Linked DNA regions of Homo sapiens: region 2 is linked to region 1. A link is an interaction called in ENCODE POLR2A ChIA-PET data of the cell type or tissue named here. Cell type or tissue: GM12878. All regions are shown on one strand. Links, peaks and the distances in the headings refer to the core of each region. The heading gives the core; the rest is flanking DNA.

Region 1 (8,313 bases), core at 1-8,000:
AGCTACTTAGGAGGCTGAGGCAGGAGAATCACTTGAATCCAGGAGGCGGAGGTTGCAGTGAGCTGAGATCGCGCCACTGCACTCCAGCCTGGGCAACATAGCGAGATTCTGTCTTAAAAAAAAAAAAAAAAAAGGGCCAGGCGCGGTGGCTCACGCTTGTAATCCCAGCACTTTGGGAGGCCGAGGTGGGCGGATCATCAGGTCAGGAGTTCGAGACCACCCTGGCCAACACAGTGAAACCCTGTCTCTACTAAAAATACAAAAATTAGCTGGGCATGGTGGTGGGCGCCTGTAATCCCAGCTACTTGGGAGGCTAAGGCAGGAGAATCGCTTGAACCCGGGAGGTGGAGGTTGCAGTGAGCCGAGATTGTGCTACTGCACTCCAGCCTGAGCAACAGAGCTAGACTCCATCTCAAAAAAAAAATAAATAAATAAAAAATACATCATCATGCAATTTTGCTTATCATAGAAGGCAAAAACAAAAACAAACATGAAAAAGAGAAGGCATAAACCAAAATAAAAGAAATAAAACCAAACATGCCAACATAAAAATAAACGCATGATACTAAAAGCCAAAGACCTTCAAACTGGGTTAATACGATTTAAGTACTACAAGGTATCTATATTACTGTGTATCAGATATTTTGAAATAAAACCGCACTCTTTCCATCTGTAGGGTCCCTGCATTAGGCGAGCGTGCCTTTTAGGCCACCTCCTCATCAGTCCTGCCCTGCTCCCTGCTCAGAGGTACTGAGTGCCACAGTGTCCCCACAGACACAGGCAGAGACAGTCTAACGGAAGGGGTGAGGGTGGACAGAAGTGACTGCCTCAGAAAACCATACTTGAGTGTTAGGAGTGTGCTGCCCATTTGCTGGTGAGTGCAGCCCTGTACAGTGAATGAGGGCCTAAGCTTCTCCCTGCAAGCTTCCTGTCTGCAGGTTCTGGGCCACTTTAGAGGGCAAAGTATGCACAGGCCACCTACCATGTGACTTCCCCCAGCCCCAGTGGCAGGTTATTAGGGAAATTTCCATCTTGGACTCTGGCCAACAACTGACCACTAAGTTTTCTGAATGGTTCTCAGTTTTTGTCTTTTTCTGTGTCTCAAGTAGCTTTCGAATTTAAGTTGGAAGATGGCACATCAAGGAAGTTTGATCTGTGGTCATCTTAACTCTTGAAATCCTCTTATCTGTCCTTTGTAACAGAAGCTTTAAAGAAAAAAATGTGTCTATTAAGGCCAGGTGTGGTGGCTCACACCTATAATCCCAACACTTTGGGAGGCCAAAGTGGGAGGATCACTTGAGGCCAGGAGGTTGATGTTATAGTGTCGCCTAGGCGACAGAGCAAGAACTTGTCTCTATAAATAAATAAATAAATAAATAAGATTTAAAATTCAGGTGCTGTGCCAGGTGCTGGTGATACAGGAGACAGAAAGAAATTATTCAGGCAGATCGTGAGGGTAAGAGTCCTCGGCAGAAATTCCCTTTCAACAAAAAGCAGCCCAAAATCATTGCTTTTCTAACAAAGAGCAGCCTGAAAAATCGAGCTGCAAACAGATAAGCAAGCTGGAAGCTTGCACGGGCGAATGCCAGCACCTGTGCCAATAGAAAAGGGTTACCTGAGGGCCAGGTATGTTCAATATGGAGGCTTCAACTTCCCTTTTGTCACCATGTGTACAGTAAAGGAACAGGCAACATGGTGCCAGCCAGGTAGAAAGCTCATCTGCATAATAAAAGATTAGGGTGGGGGTGGCCAGACTTTTACACACTATGCAAATAGCATACCTAGTCCTAACCACTTTTTCATGCCTTATGCAAATGGCACACCTGGTCCAAGCACTCTTTCGTGCTCTATGTAAATCAGACGCTACCTTCTCAAGCTCATCTATAAAACCCTGCATTTCACTGTGGACTGGAAACCTGCTCAGGACCCCTCTCCTTGTAGGAGAAAGGTTTTCTCTTTCTTTCGCCTTTTTTTTTTTTTTTTTTTGAGATGGAGTCTCACTTTGTCACCAGACTGAAGTGCAGTCGTGTGATCTCAGCTCACTACAACCTCCACCTCCCGTGTTCAAGTGATTCTCCTGCCTCAGCCTGTAGCTGGCACTACAGTCGTGCACCACCACACCCAGCTAATTTTTGTATTTTTAGTAGAGACGGGATTTCATCATGTTGGCCAGGATGGTTTCGATCTTTTTGACTTCGTGATCCACCCACCTTGGCTTCCCAAAGTGCTAGGATTACAAGTGTGAGCCACCATGCCTGGCCTCCTTCTATTAAACCTCCGCTCTCAACCTCACTCCTTGTGTGTCCATGTCCTTGATTTCCCTGGCATGAGACAATGAACCTCAGGTATCCCCCCAGGCGAATGGTGCCACTTCACTGGGAGTACAGCAATGAATAAAGTCTGGCCCCTCACAGCTGGGTTCATGGTCTGGGAGGTGGCAGGGGAAGCAAACAAGTAAACAACTAACTCTAAACAAGGCAGAAGAAAATCAGCACTAAATATAGGCATCTGAGTGGGAAGAACAGGGAGGCGGGAGCAATTAATGAGGGTGAAGGAGTGAGAGAAACCTTTATGGCGGGTTTTCAGGGCCTCACTCTAAGCCCACAACAGTAAATTATCAATGGAGGCAACAGTCCATGCACCCAAAGTGCTGTAAGCACTTGGAGCCTGGGTCACCCAGGGGCAGCTCGGCCCCTCTGAGGGAAAGGGACCCTCCCCTGGGGCAGGGAGACTGTGACCCTTGGCAAGGGTGTGGGGAGGGGACAGATGATGGGCCAGATTGGCCCCAGGGGGTGAAATGTTGCTACTGATCAGAGGCGTCAGTTGTAGGCACTTTCTCAGTCCCAGGTTGGAGGGGGGAAGGAAAAAGATAAGGGGCTGCCAGCTCCAGGAAATGAGGGTGAGGTTCTCAGCTAAAAGGGGAGGAGAGAACGAGCATTTATTGAGTGCCTCAGGTGCCTGGCATCACAAAATTATTATCTAATGTTTGTAACAGCAAATTTTTTCTTTTCTTTTCTTTTCTTTTTTTTTTTTTTTTTTGAGACGAAGTCTTGCTCTTGTCCTCCAGGCTGGAGTGCAGTGGCACAATCTTGGCTCACTGCAGCCTCTGCCTCCTAGGTTCAGGTAATTCTCATGCCTCAGCTTCTGGAGTAGCTGGGATTACAGGCGTGTGCCACTACACTGGCTAATTTTTGTATTTTAGTAGAGACAGGGTTTTGCCATGTTGGCCAGGCTGGTCTCGAACTTCTGACCTCAAGTGATTCTCCTGCTTTGGCCTCCCAAAGTGCTAGGATTACAGATGTGAGCCAACACACCCAAACTAACTGCAAATATGTATTGAGCATCTACTATGTGTCAGATACTGTTTCAGGCACTAGGAATACAATGGGGAGCAAAACAAAAATCCTGCTCCTCCTCATGCACAAATACTTGACATAATTTCAGTGATAAATACTTATCAACAGTATTAAGTACTGTAAAGAAAAATAAATGGAAAAAGAATGAAAGGAGGTACTTAGTCCATTTCACAGTGCTATAAAGAACTACCTGAGGCCAGACACAGTGGCTCATGCCTGTAATCTTAGCACTTTGGGAGGCTAAGGTGGGTGGATCACTTGAGGTCAGGAGATCAAGACCAGTCTGGCCAACATGGTGAAACCCCATCTCTACTAAAAATACAAAAATTAGCCAGGCATGGTGGTGGGTGCCTGTAATCCCAGCTACTCAGGAGGCTGAGGCAGAAGAATCACTTGAACCCAGGAGGTGGAGGTTGCAGTGAGCCAAGATTGCACCACTGCACTCCCAGCTTGGGCGACAGAGGGAAACTCTGTCTCAAAACAAAACAAAACTATCTGAAACTGGATAATTTATGAAGAAAAGAAGTTTTACTGACTCACAGTTCTGCAGGCTTAACAGGAAGCAAGACTGGAAGGCCTCAGGAAACTTACAATCATGGTGGAAGGCGAAGGGGAAGCAAGCACATCTGACCATGGTAGAGCAGGAGAGAGAGCGAGAGCAAAGGGGGAAGTGCCACACACTTTCAAACAACCAGATCTCATGAGAACTGACTCACTATTAGGAGAATAACAAGGGGGATGTCTGCCCATGATCCAATCACCTCCAATCAGGCCCCTCTCACAACATGTGGGGATTACAATTTGAGATGAGATTTGGGTGAGGACACAGAGCCAAGCCACATCAAGGTGCTATTTTTCCTTTTTTTTTTTTTTTTTTTTTTTTTTTTGTCAGGATTTCGCTCTGCTGCCAAGGCTGGAGTGCAGTGGTGCAATCATGACTCATAGCAACCCCAGCCTCCTGGGCTCAGGCGATTCTCCTGCCTCAGGCTCCCAAATAGCTGGGACCACAGGTGCATACCCACCTCACCCAGCCAAGAGGTGCTATTTTCAAAAGATCATTAGGGAAGGCTTCCTGGAGGAGGTGACATGAGAGCAGAGACCTGAATTAGTAAAAGGAAGAGCCTTACATTTATTGAGAGGTGTTTATCTTCCCCGGTCTAAAGATGTAGAAACAAATCTCAGAAAAATACTCTGGCTTTCCCAAGGTTACAAAGTTTCTAAGCCCTTCTCTAGGGGAGAGATTCTGGGCTCAGGTTCACACTCAGAGGCAGCACCTGAGCTTGGGACCCACCTTTAACTGACAGCTGTGGTCTCACAGCTCTTAGACCACACCACTTGGTAAGAGGCCAGCCCACTGATTTATTTCTTCCCCTCCCGCTTCTCGTCCTTCCTCCTTTCCCTCCTTTTCCCCCTCCTCGTTCCTTCTCTCTCTGCTTCTCCTCTTCCCCCACCTGCTTCTGTCTTCCTTTTACAGCATTTTATTATAAATACTGCAACGTGCACAACACATAAATGTTCAGTTCAGTGCACAACTCTAGGGAGAACACCTGAGTAACCAGCACCCAAGTGAAGAAACAGGCAAATTAATTTCTGCTGTTTAAGCCACCCAGTCTGTGGAACTGTTAGGCGACCCCAACCCCCCACTCCCAGAAGCCTTTATGTGTCGCCTCCCATTTTCTTATTTTTGGTAACTTCCTTGCTTTCATCATTTTACCATTTGTATATACGACCTTAAACAATAGTTTGGTCTTGCCTAATTTTGAACTTTATATAAATGGTATAGTTCTGTATATGTTATTAGTGCCTTCTTCCACTCAGTATCATGTTTACAAGATCTGTCCACATTGCTGGTGTGTTAGTCTGCTGGGGGGTTAGGGGTGCCTAACAAAGTTCCACAGACTGGGTGGCTTAAACAGCAGAAATTAATTCTCTCACAGTTCTGGAAGCTAGAAGCCCAAGATCAAGGTGTTGGCAGGGTTGGTTTCCCCTAAGGTCCTCTCCTTGGCTTGTCAACAGCTACATTTTCTCTGTTTTTACATGGCCTTTTCTCTGTGCATGTCTGTGTCCAGATTTCCTCTTCTAATAAGGACATCAGCCATATTGGATTAGGGTCCATCCAATAACCTCATTTTAATTTAATTACCCCTTTAAAGACCCAATCTCCAAATATGGTCACACTTTACAGTACTAGGGGTTGGGATTTCAACATACAAATTTGGAGGTAGAAGTGGGGGATATAATTCAGCCCCTAACACTGGAGGTATTGGTTGGTGCAAAAGTAATTGTGGTTCTTGCCATTACTTTCAATGGCAAAAAAACACAATTTCTTCTGCGCCAACCTAATAACTGTAGTTGATTCATTTTCATGACTGCATAGTATTCTATTGCATGAATATACCACAGTGTGGATATCCATTCTTCTGTTGATGGGCACTTGAGTTGTTTCCAGTTTGGGACCATTACAGACAATGCTACCTTGAACATTCTTTTACCTGTAACTTGGTGCTCATATGCATGAGTTTCTCTAGGGCATGTAACTAGAAAGGAACAACTGAGTCATAAGGTATACTTATCTTCAATTTTAGGAGTATGCCATTTTCCAAAGTGGTTGCACCAATCTCCCCACTCCCCAGACATATATTCTCATATCTTGGTTGCTCTACTTCCTCATCAGCACTTGGCATTGTAAACTAAAAATAAAATTCTAAGCCCCCCAACTGACTGAATGGAGCCCCCACTCTTGGCCAACAGGACTTAAAAACTGAGTTCCTGGTCATGACGAGACAAGAGGTCATATTGCAATCTGGACACAATAACTGAGCAGCATTGTATTTATTTATTTATTTTTTAGAGACAGGGTCTTACTCTGTCACCCAGTCTGGAGTGAAGTTGCATGACCATAATTCCCTTGCAGCCTCCAAGTCCTGGGCTCAAGTGATCCTCTCACCTCAGCCTCCCAAAGTGCTGGGATTACAAGTGTGAGCCACTGCATCCAGCCCAACTGATCAGCTTTAATGTTAAAATAGAGATAATAAGACTGATAGAATGGACTCTTTATGACTATATCAAACTATAAACAACACCTAAGGCCATGCAATGCAAGGGTTAAGTCACTACGCTCCCCTACACTTAAAAAATTAACTCTGTTCCAACTGCCACAATGTTTTTCTTTTTCTCCAGCAGCTAAACAAGCACTGGCCTTGAAATAAGCCATATTAAATAATCTGCAACTCAATCCATCGCCAGATGCTACCTAACTGACCCCCTGTTCCACAAGACATAACTACAGCTTTGATTGGACAAGAGTTATTTCAGTTAACTTTCTCCTGATGAGAAGACCACCAACCATGGACTGGTCTGGCTGGTTTACAGAGACTGCACACTTGAGTGCCTTTGTGTCCTGAAAAGACCTTTTGACATATAGAACCTAACTGTACTACATTTAAATGTTACATTTAAAAGTCTCCACTGCAAAGAGAACATGGGTCATATGTAATATGCATGTTTATTCAAGTATGCATGTATTAGGACCACCTCCATGAATATTCATAGCTCCTCCTGTATCCTGTTGAATACCTATACTTGGCCAACCATTCAGCTTAAATTCCTGTCTTACCCTTCCCTCTCTCCCTTGAAGTGTGTTTCTGGGCTTCGACCAAGGCTAACACTTCCCAGCCTGTCAGAATGGCCACCTTGCTGGCTATAACCCTTTATAAGAAACAAAGCTCTCCTTTCCAAATTTATATATTGATTGAGTTTTTAGTTAACAGCATTATCAGACTTCTCAGTGTTAATTGTGAGGTGGTTTTGTATTCCCCTGATGATTAAAGATGTTGAGGACATTTTCACATTCACCATTTGGAGCTCCTAATTTGCGATGCACCTGTTCAAGTCTTTTGCTAGCTTTTCTAATGTCTTTTTAAAATTTGTTAATCTCTTCACTTTCTATGCTCATGGCAATTTTATTCTAAGAGCATAATTAACACTTTCCTGCCACTGCACCTTCGTCAGGACCATTTGATCCACACTGAAAATGTGTATTAACTTGAATCTCAGAGAGCAAGTGTTGGAGGCTTCATCCCTTCCTTCTTGAAAGCCCTTCGGCTTCTTATGGAAACATTCCACCCTTCCCCTCCAATTTCCTACCTCCACATGTGGATACAGCCTCACTTCCTACTTAACCTGCTGCTACACCACCCTCACTGGATTATGAAAGTTGAATGCAATCATGTGTAAATGTCCAGCATGGTCCTGAGAACCCTGTATGGTATTAGTAAATACGACTTCCCTTCCTCCTTCTTGTTGTTGTGCAGAACGGAAGATGAGCAACAGCCAAGAGTACCATGTACTGAGTGCTCCTGAGTGTTAGGTGGTATGCTGAGTTATGGATTTTACTCGGGGCAGTAATGGCCTCCCCCTTGCCTTTCCTGCTTGGAACTTGGAGCTCTAGCAAGCATCTTGGACCATGAATTGTGGCCCTAAAGGATAAACGAGCCTGGCTGTCTGCCACAATGGAGCTACCAGACAAGTCCTTAAAAGACAACTTGTTTCATGTGAAAGAGAAATAAACCTCTATCATCTTAAAGCCACTGTTATTTGCTTTTCTATGATACAAAACAGAGCCTAATCTTGACTCTTAACGAGAAATACATGTTTTCAGTTCATTACAAACATGTGTTTGGTTGAGCCAAATTTTCCTGTCTCTATGAAAATCATTTTTGCTGGTCAGTAAATGATAATACATTTAAATGTCCACACTAAAATTTATATTTTTCAAACAGCCCATTGGGTATTTTCATGTGATATAAGTAATTGAGACATAGGGCCTTAAGTAGCTAAGACACTGGTATTCCCTATGATAGAAAGTATCCTTGCTCTTTATAAGAGGATATCTTATTTAAGCAAGCACACAAAGGTAATATGTCAGGATACTGAGGAGGTAATGAATTCATTTTTC
Region 2 (9,126 bases), core at 1,127-9,126, 260 kb before region 1:
GACCAGGAGGGGGAAAATAAAAATGAACTGTTGTAAAGTGGTAAAATGTCACCTGAAGTAGGGTCGTGACGAATTAAAGACGTATACTACAAAACCTAAAGCATCCACTAAAATAACACAACAAAGAGTTATAGTTAATAAGCCAACAAAGGAGACAAAAATTGAATCATTAAAAAATCATCCTAGAGAAGGCATATGAAAAAGGGGAAAGAGGAATAAAATAACAGATAAGACAAAAAGAAAATAAATACCAAGATGGTAAATTTAAAAGCAACCATATCAACAATAGCATAAAATGTAAATAGTCTAAATAACCCAATTAAAAGGCTGATATTATCAGACTGGCAGATATGAGAGAGTTAAAAAAAAAAAGACAACTATAACCTGTTTTTAAGAAATCCACTTTAAGTATAAGAACACAAATTGGTTGAAAGTAAAAGTATAGAAAAGATACATCATGGTAACAAAGAAGGATAAGATATACCATGACCAAAACAAAGCTGGATGACCTGGGCATGGTGGCATGGGCCTGTAGTCCCACCTACTCAGGACACTGAGGCAGAAGGATCGCTTCAGCCCAGGAGTCTGAATCCAGCCTGGGCAACACAGTAGACCCCATCTTTAAAAAATAAAAACAAAAGCAAAAAGCAAACAACAAAAACCAAAGCTGTCAGAGAAAGTAGATTTCAGAACAAAAAATATTACTAGGGATAGAGAGAGTCACTGTATAGTGACAAAGGGGTCAAGAGGACATGTACATAATAGTAGAGCTTCCAAATACATGAAGCAAAAACTGATAGAACTACAATGAGAAATAAACAAATCCACAATTATGAGCAAAGATTTTAACATCCCTCTCTCAATAAGTGATAGAACAACTGGACAGGAAATTGGAAGAATACAGAAGACTTTGAACAATATTACCAACCAATCTGATCTTTGAAATTTATAGAACACTCCACTCAACAACAGCAGAATGTGTATTTTTTCAAATGCACACAGAACATTTACCAAGATAGACCATATTCTGAGTCAAAAACAAATCTCAATTAACTTAAGAGGATTCAAGTCATACAAAGTATACTGTCCCACAGTAGAATTCAATTAAACTAAATAACAGAAATATATTAGGAATGTCTATTCAGGTCTTTTGCCCATTTACTTTTTTTTTTTATGGAGTTTTGCTCTGTTGCCCAGGCTGGAGTGCAGTGGCATGATCTTGGCTCACTGCAACCTCAGCCTCCCGGGTTCAAGCAATTCTCCTGCCTCAGCCTCCCAAGTAGCTGGGATTACAGGTGTGCGCCACCACGTCTGGAGTATGTGTGTGTGTATGTGTACATATATATATACTTTTTTTTTTTTTTTTTTTTTTTTTTTGGTAGAGATGGGGTTTCACCATGTTGGCCAGGCTGGTCTCAAACTCCTGACCTCAAGTGATCCACCCACCTCGGCCTCCCGAAATGCTGGGATTACAGGTGTGAGCCACCATGCCCCGGCCTGCCCAGTTTTTAATTGGGTTATTTGGTTTGTTGCTGCTGAGTTGTTTGAGTTCTTTATATATTAACCCCTTATCAGATGTATAGGTTGCAAATATATTCTCCCATTCTGTAGGTTGTTGTGCTCTCTTGATTGTTTCCTTTGCTGTGCAGAAGCTTTTTAGTTTAATTTAATGCCATGTGTCTATAGTTGCTTTTGTTCTCTGTGCTTTCAAGGTTTAAGCCTTGTCTAGACCAATGTCACAGAGCTTTTCTCCTATGTTTTTTTCCTACTATTTTCATAGTTTCCGATCTTACATTTAAATCTCTAATTCACTTTGAATTTAGATATTTCTTAAAAGAAGACATACATACGGCTAGCAGATATATGAAAAAATGTTCAACATCACTAATAATAAGGGAAATGCAAATCAATCAAAACTACAGTGAGAAATCACCTCACTCCAGTTAGAATGGCTACTGTCAAAAAATCAAGACAGCTGGGCACAGTGGATCACACTTGTAATTCCAGTGACTCAGGAGACTGAGGTGGGAGGATCGCTTGAGGCGAGGAGTTAGAGACCAGCTTGCAGAACATAGTGACAACCCATTTCCAAAAGAAAAAAATTAAAAGACTTAGCAGGGCATGGTGGTGCATGCCTATAGTCTCAGCAACTTGGGAGGCTAAGGCAGGAGGATCACTTCAGCCCAGGAGGTCAAGGCTGCAGTGAGCTATGATTGTGCCACCGCACTCTAGCCTCGGAGACAGAGCAAGACTGTGACTCTTTATTTATTTATTATTATTTTTTTTTTTTTTTTGAGACAGACACTCGTTCTGTCATCCAGGCTGGGGTGTAGTGGCGCAATCTTGGCTCACTGCAACTTTCACCTCCCAGGTTCAAGTGATTCTCATGTCTTAGCCTCCAGAGTAGCTGGGACTACAGGTGCACACCACCACATCTGGCTAATTTTTGTAGAGGCAGGATTTCACCATGTTGACCAAGCTGGTCCCAAACTCCTGACCTCAGGTGATCTGCCCCGCTCCTCGGCCTCCCAAAGTGCTGGGATTACAGGCGTGAGCCACTGCACCTGGCCTACTCTGACTCTACACAAAACCAGAAGACAAGTGTTGGTAAGGATAAGGAGAACAGGGAACCCTTAACATAATGATGGTGGGAATGTTAATTAGTACAGTCATTACTGAAAACAGTATGGAGGTTTCTCAAAAAATTAAAAATAGAACTACCATATGATCTAGCAATCCCACTACTGGATATACACCCAAAGGAAATGAAATCAGCATGTGAAAAAGATATCTGAACTATGTTTATTGTGGCACTACTCACAATCGCAAGATATGAAATCAACCTAAATGTCCACAGAGAGACGAATGGATGAAGAAAATGTGGTATGGAGACATGATAGAATACTATTCAGCCACAAAAAGAATAAAATCCTGTCTTTTGTGGCAACACGGATAAACCTGGAAGACATTAAGTGAAATAGGCCATGCATAGTAAGACAAATATCTCACGATTTCATCCACATGTGGAATCTGAAAGGCTGTTCTCACAGAAGTAGAGAATAGAATAGGGGTACGAGAACTCTGGGGAGGACAGAGGGAAGAGAAATAGGCAGAGATTGGTCCACAAGTACAAAGCTACAGTTAGATAGATAAATTCTCGTGTTCTAACGCATGGTAGCATAACTAGAGTTAACAATAATGTATTGCATATTTCAAAATAGCAAGAAGGGGCCAGGCATGGCAGCTCACACCTGTAATCCCAGCACTCTGGGAGGCCAAGGCAGGTGGATCACCTGAGGTCAGGAGTTCGAGACCAGCCTGGCCAACATGGTGAAACCCCAACTCTACTAAAAATACAAATTAGCCAGGTGTGGTGGCGCACACCTGTAGTCCCAGCTACTCGGGAGGCTGAGGGAGGAGAAATACTTGAACCCGGGAGGCAGAGGCTGCAGTGAAACAGTATCATGCCACTGTACTCCAGCCTGGGCAAGACAGAATGAGACTTTGTCTCAAGAAACGAAACAGCAACAAAAAAACAAAAACAACAACAAAAAAACGCTAGAAGGGAGGTTTTTCAATGTCCTCATCACAAACAGACAATGAATGTTTAAGGCCTCATGCAAATTATTCTGACCTGAACACTACACAATTTATACATGTACTGAAACATCACATTGTACGCCATAAATATGTACAATTTTTATGTGTTAGTTTAAAAAACAAGAACTATATCAGGAAAATGCCCAAATATTTGGGAACTATTACACTTCTAAATAACCCCTGGGTCAAAGATATCAAAAGGAAAACTACAAAATATTTTGAACTGAATGAAAATGAAAACAAAAAATATCACAAGTTGTGGGATACAGCTAAAGCAGTATTTAGAGAGAAATTTACAGCTCTAAAATGCCTATATTAGAAAAAAAAGGTCTTAAATCAATGGTTTCAGTTTATACCTTAAGAAACTAAAAAAAGAGAAGAGAAATGAAACCCAAAGGAATCAGGAGAAAGAAAATAATAAAGATCAGAGCAGAAAATAATCAAATTGAAAAACAAAAATATAGAAAAATCAGTGACACCAAAAGCTGGTTTCTTCTTGAAAATCAAAATGAAATCTCTAGCAAGACTAATCAAGAGAACAAAGAAGAAAAGACATAGATTGTCGATATCAGGAATAAGAGGTTATATCACTACATATTCTATGGATGTGAAGAGAATATTATTAATATTTGGCGTACCTTTATGACAAAAACTTATAACTCAGCAAGAATGGACAAATGTCTTAAGACAAAAAACTACCAAAGTTTACTTAAGAAAAAAGATAACCTGAATAGCCCTACAAGAATCTGAATTTGTAATTTGATAACTTCTCTGAAAGAAAACTCTAGGCCCATGTGTATTCTCGGGGGACTTCTACCAAATACTTAAGAAAAAAATAATACCAACCCTACATAAATGTTTTCAAAACACTGAAGAATTCTACCTGACAAGAAAAAATATTGATTCTACACAAACTCTTCCCCATCCTCGCCAAAAAAAAATGGAAAAGAAAGAAATGCTTAACTCATTCTATGAAGCCAGTACTACTTTGGTACCAAAATGAGACCAAGACCTTATTAGACAAAAAATTACCAACCATTTACCTGTCATGAACATAAATGCAAACACTCTTAATAAAACTTTAGCAAATAAAATCCAACCATATGGAAAAACAATAATTTATCATAACTAAGGGAGATTTGTTGCAAAAATACAAGGCTGGTTCACCATTCAAAAATCAAGTCACCATATTAACGCACTAAAAAAGAAACACCATATTAACAGCTCAATAGATGAGGAAAACGCATTTGACAAAAACCCAACAACCATTCCTAATAAACACTCTCCAGAAACCAGGAATAGAAGTAAACATCTTCAAATCGATAATAGACAGCTATGAAAATTTACAGGAAACACTTTACTGAGACGTGAAAGAATCAATGTTTTCCCTCAAAAATTAGGAATGAGGCAGTGACATCCACTCTTACCATTTCTATTCAACATTATACTGAAGGTTCTTGCCAGCACAATAAAGCAAGAAAAATGCATCAAGACTGGAAAAGAGTAAAACTGTCTATTCATAGAAAATATGACCTATGTAGAAAATTCAATAGAATCTACAAAACGCTTCTAGAACAATCGAATTTAGCAAGGTGAAGATGCTATACAAAAACCAGTCGTATTTCCATATAATAACAGCAAACAATCAGAAACTGAAATAAAAAAAATACCATTTACAGTATAGCACCATGTACTGTGGAAGAGAGTTTGACAGTTTCTTACAAAGCTAAACATACTCTTACCATATAGTCCCACAATCACACTCCTTAGTATTTACCTAAAGGAGCTGAAAACATATGTCCACATAAAGCCCTCCACATGGATGCTTACAGCACCTTTATTTATACTGCCAAAACCTGGAAGCAACCAAGATGTCCTTCATTAAGGGTAAAAACAGAAGTCCCTCAAATTTTCACTTATCCTATGGCATCGTTTTGGGGAAAGATGAAATGTTCTAGTGGTGTTCATAATTAAGGGTACTTACAATGGTCATGGGGGATCTCTCTTGTGAATATTAAGAGCCTATTATGAGAGAAGATTTGTAACACCATCTCCCCGTAAGTATTAATTATCAAAGTTTCATCTCCAAGAAAGAAGAGAACTGCCCACAATAAGCAGAATATAATTACAACTCAAAATACATAAAAAGTGCAGAAAGAAAAGTTAAGGTTTTAGAAATTTCATCTTTTATATTGTTCCACAGAGAAACGAACTAGATCAAAAATAAAAAGACGAATCATGTTGCAATTTACATAAACTCAAAACATTGGAAGTAAAAAAAAAATCTAGATACATAAAATAATTGAGATTCTGATGATAGAAACACTGAGCTAATCTAAGAGGCTGTACTTTCAATTGCTCTAAAAATATTTGCTATTCCACCTCACCAGCAGAAAGAAAAGCTAAAAATAGTCATCTTTCTGTTATAGAATATTTCTTGCTGTCTTAGGGAAAGTGAAACTAAAGTTCCTATCTACGAATGTCAGCCTTACAATCTTTAATGAACCCTCTGACTTAGTCAAACAAAAACTTGACAACTATGTAATTTTTTAAAATATAGCTGGAATGATATAGTTTCATCATTAGGCTGTCAGCTCCCATTAAGAAAGAAGACTGCAGAAAATATGTTTTCTCCAATTCATATACTAAATCATTAACAAATTCATATTGCTTTGACTATCTTTAAATGGGAATTTTTAAAGGAAAGAATACTTAATGATATGAGAATACAGTCATAAAATATTAAGTGAAAAAGACAAGATATAAACATGAAGTATAGAGCATAAATAAGCAAATTTACATATTATGCGTTGAAAGATTGAAAAAGGCAGCAAAAATTGACTCCTTTGTAACTTTTATTTACAAAATTCTTCACATTGAGCATATGTATTGTTTTTATAATAATTTGCTTTTTATACCTTATACAAAACCAATATACTATACATGTATATAAGTGTGTGTGTGTGTGTGTGTGTGTGTGTGTGTATGAAATATATGCAGTCGTTTGCTAGAGCAAGAGAGAGACAGAGAGAGATCCTATTGCTAGATTTCTGAATTTTCAAGGTTGCAAATATTTCACAATAAATTGTGGCTAAAGTTCTTTGGAGTACAACAAAAATTACACATGAATTTTCCATTCATACAGAAATTACCTATACTAAGAAACAGGAAACAATTCCAACATGTAATACTATTAAACTTTAGCACTGTAAAACCCTTTGATTTCATTTTTATCACATCCTTTTATCAGGTTCCTAATAAGCCCATCCTTAATAAGCTTGCCTTATACTTTTCATCACCTTTTTTCTCTGGAGTTTAACTCTACCTATCCTAGTTATTCTAACTTTACATTATTCCTCAGATTAGTTTACTGAGTTAGTAGCTGGTCTCCTGGTAGACTTAATCAAAGGAGTCTATAAAGACTCCCAAGCAGCTCAGGAGTTAAAAGTATGGTAAATACACTTTATCTGGCTCATCTATTCTCTCACAGCTGGCAGACCATTAGGCTGTTTTAAGTCCAGCAGGGTTATGAAACAGGACTGGGTCAGTTCAAGCCAGCCAGCTATGAACCAAGTCTAATGATCAATGTTTGAATGTAAAACCAGAAAAAGTAAGCAGACTATAATTGGGATATTGATTTTCTTTCTTTTGCAAAACTTTCATTTTCTTTTTTTGTTGTTGTTAATGCAAGCATTCCAAGTTTTAAAAGAACATCTAAAATTGTACTACTTGACAGCAGCTGAAAAACATTTTGGTATACAATCTTCTAGGCATTTTCCTATACATACATTGATATGTACCTATGTATGTGCACACATATAACCACATGCATGTAATATACTTTGTTCCCCACAAAATTTGCATTGAATACACTTCTTAAAACATATTAAAGTCTTTCCATGTTAATAAACATATCTTTAATGGCAACTTGATGTGAAAAAAGTTTAAAATAATTTCAAATAAATAAACAAACCAATGTCATCATTTTAAGTAGCTACTTGGTATTCTACCATATAGATGTAGCATACTTTAACCAATCTCCTATTGTCAAACACTTAGGTCATTTTCATGTTTCCCTTCCAGAATTAATGCCTTGATGAATCCTTCCCTCCCTGGTTGTATGTGGGTGGATGCATCATGCATTTGTGTGTTATTTCCGAGACATACTCTTAGAAACAGAATGGGCAAGTCAAAAGACGAACACAATTTTAAAGCTCTTGTAAAAATTGTCAAATTGCTTCCAGAAATGTACCAATTTTCATTTGCATAACCAAATGGTATATGAGAGTTCTAGATTTCCTTGCCGACACTGGACAGTGAATAAGAAACATCTTATTGTCTTAAATTTGCATTTCTTTGACTTTCTAGAAATTGACTACTTTTCATACCCTTATTGGCCTTTTTCTGTATTGTGAACCACCCTATTAGGCTGTAGTAGGCATTCTTTACATTTTTTAAAAAGATTTAATTCTTCCAAACTGGGAAATGACTACTTTTTTTTGGTGGTATAATGGTCACTGATGACCTAGATAACAACAGTTTCTTTGGCATGAGCTAGTCAAAAACCTACCTGGAAAGGGTTCATGAGAGAAAGGAGGAAAGAAATCAAAGACAGTAAATTGAGACATCTCTGGAAAGGAATTTGTGGTGAAGGAAAAGAAAATAGGGATGTAGCTGGAGGGAAATTAGGAGAAAAGTAGTTTTTTTAAGATGGGGGACTGAGCTAGTAAAGAGGCAAAAAATTGATAATGTAGCAGAGAAAGAATTACTAAGCAATATCCTTGAATAAGCAAGTGAGTAGGATCTAATGTGCAAGTGTAGAATCTGGTCTCAGTACAGATACCAGAGCATTCACCCTCAGTTACAGAAGAAAACATATACGGTAAACGGACAGAGATGTAGGCACATGGGCATAAGGTATATATTGGTGGAAGCCTTTATAAGTTATCTTCTGATTGGTTCCATTTTCTCAGTGAGGAAGAAATAAAACGCAAAGTAATCACCAAAGAGTTACGGCTCAACAACAGTTGTTGGAAGTATGTAGTAAGAGAATAAGATACAAAAGTCACCTAAGAAAGTGTATGGAGAGTGTATGGACTAGGGTAATACTGTATGATGGCCAGGTAGGATTAAGCACCCCCAATCCACACACAAATTGTTTCTAACAGTCCTTTCTATATTAAAATATGTACTATGGTCATATTTCAAATATTCCCCCTTAGTTTATTCATTTTCCCGTTTAGTATAATAAACCTTTCTTTTTGAATCTCCACAATAAAATCTTAATGAACTCTCAGTAGTTTTACGCTAGGGAAAATTCCTTCCTCACCTCAATATTATTTAAATATTATCTATGCATTTATTTCAACGCAACCTGTACTTTCCTCTGATACTATTTCATTTTTAAGCATTTAAATCTTTAAACCATTTTGATATTAGTGTTAAATTGCAGGATAGGAATTTTACTTTTTAACGGCCAATTAGGTACTCCTGAACAATTTAACATCCAATTCATACCTCTAATTA

Evidence for each region. ChIA-PET counts read pairs that join two places held together with the same protein. Peaks named below come from ENCODE experiments on the same cell type or tissue, not always from the same donor. Only the 100,000 strongest peaks of a DNase experiment are listed, where the experiment ranks them.
Region 2: POLR2A ChIA-PET joins it to region 1 with 8 read pairs; 2 of 35 experiments call an interaction of 5 or more read pairs at or near these places.

Annotation. Positions count from the first base shown.
Region 1 is chr15:67,847,148-67,855,460 of GRCh38, reverse strand. No RefSeq gene overlaps it. Among named protein-coding and RNA genes, the nearest start is that of RNU6-1, 11 kb to the right of the region's middle. RefSeq lists enhancers at 1,509-2,064, 2,065-2,622. In GM12878, for the core only: no CTCF peak of the experiment used is centred there; DNase peaks (open chromatin) are centred at 1,020, 4,030 and 4,335; H3K27ac peaks cover 235 bases.
Region 2 is chr15:68,111,489-68,120,614 of GRCh38, reverse strand. All of the region lies in intron 2 of PIAS1 (protein inhibitor of activated STAT 1), which reads right to left. Among named protein-coding and RNA genes, the nearest start is that of PIAS1, 62 kb to the right of the region's middle. In GM12878, for the core only: no CTCF peak of the experiment used is centred there; no DNase peak of the experiment used is centred there; H3K4me3 peaks cover 857 bases; H3K27ac peaks cover 1,847 bases.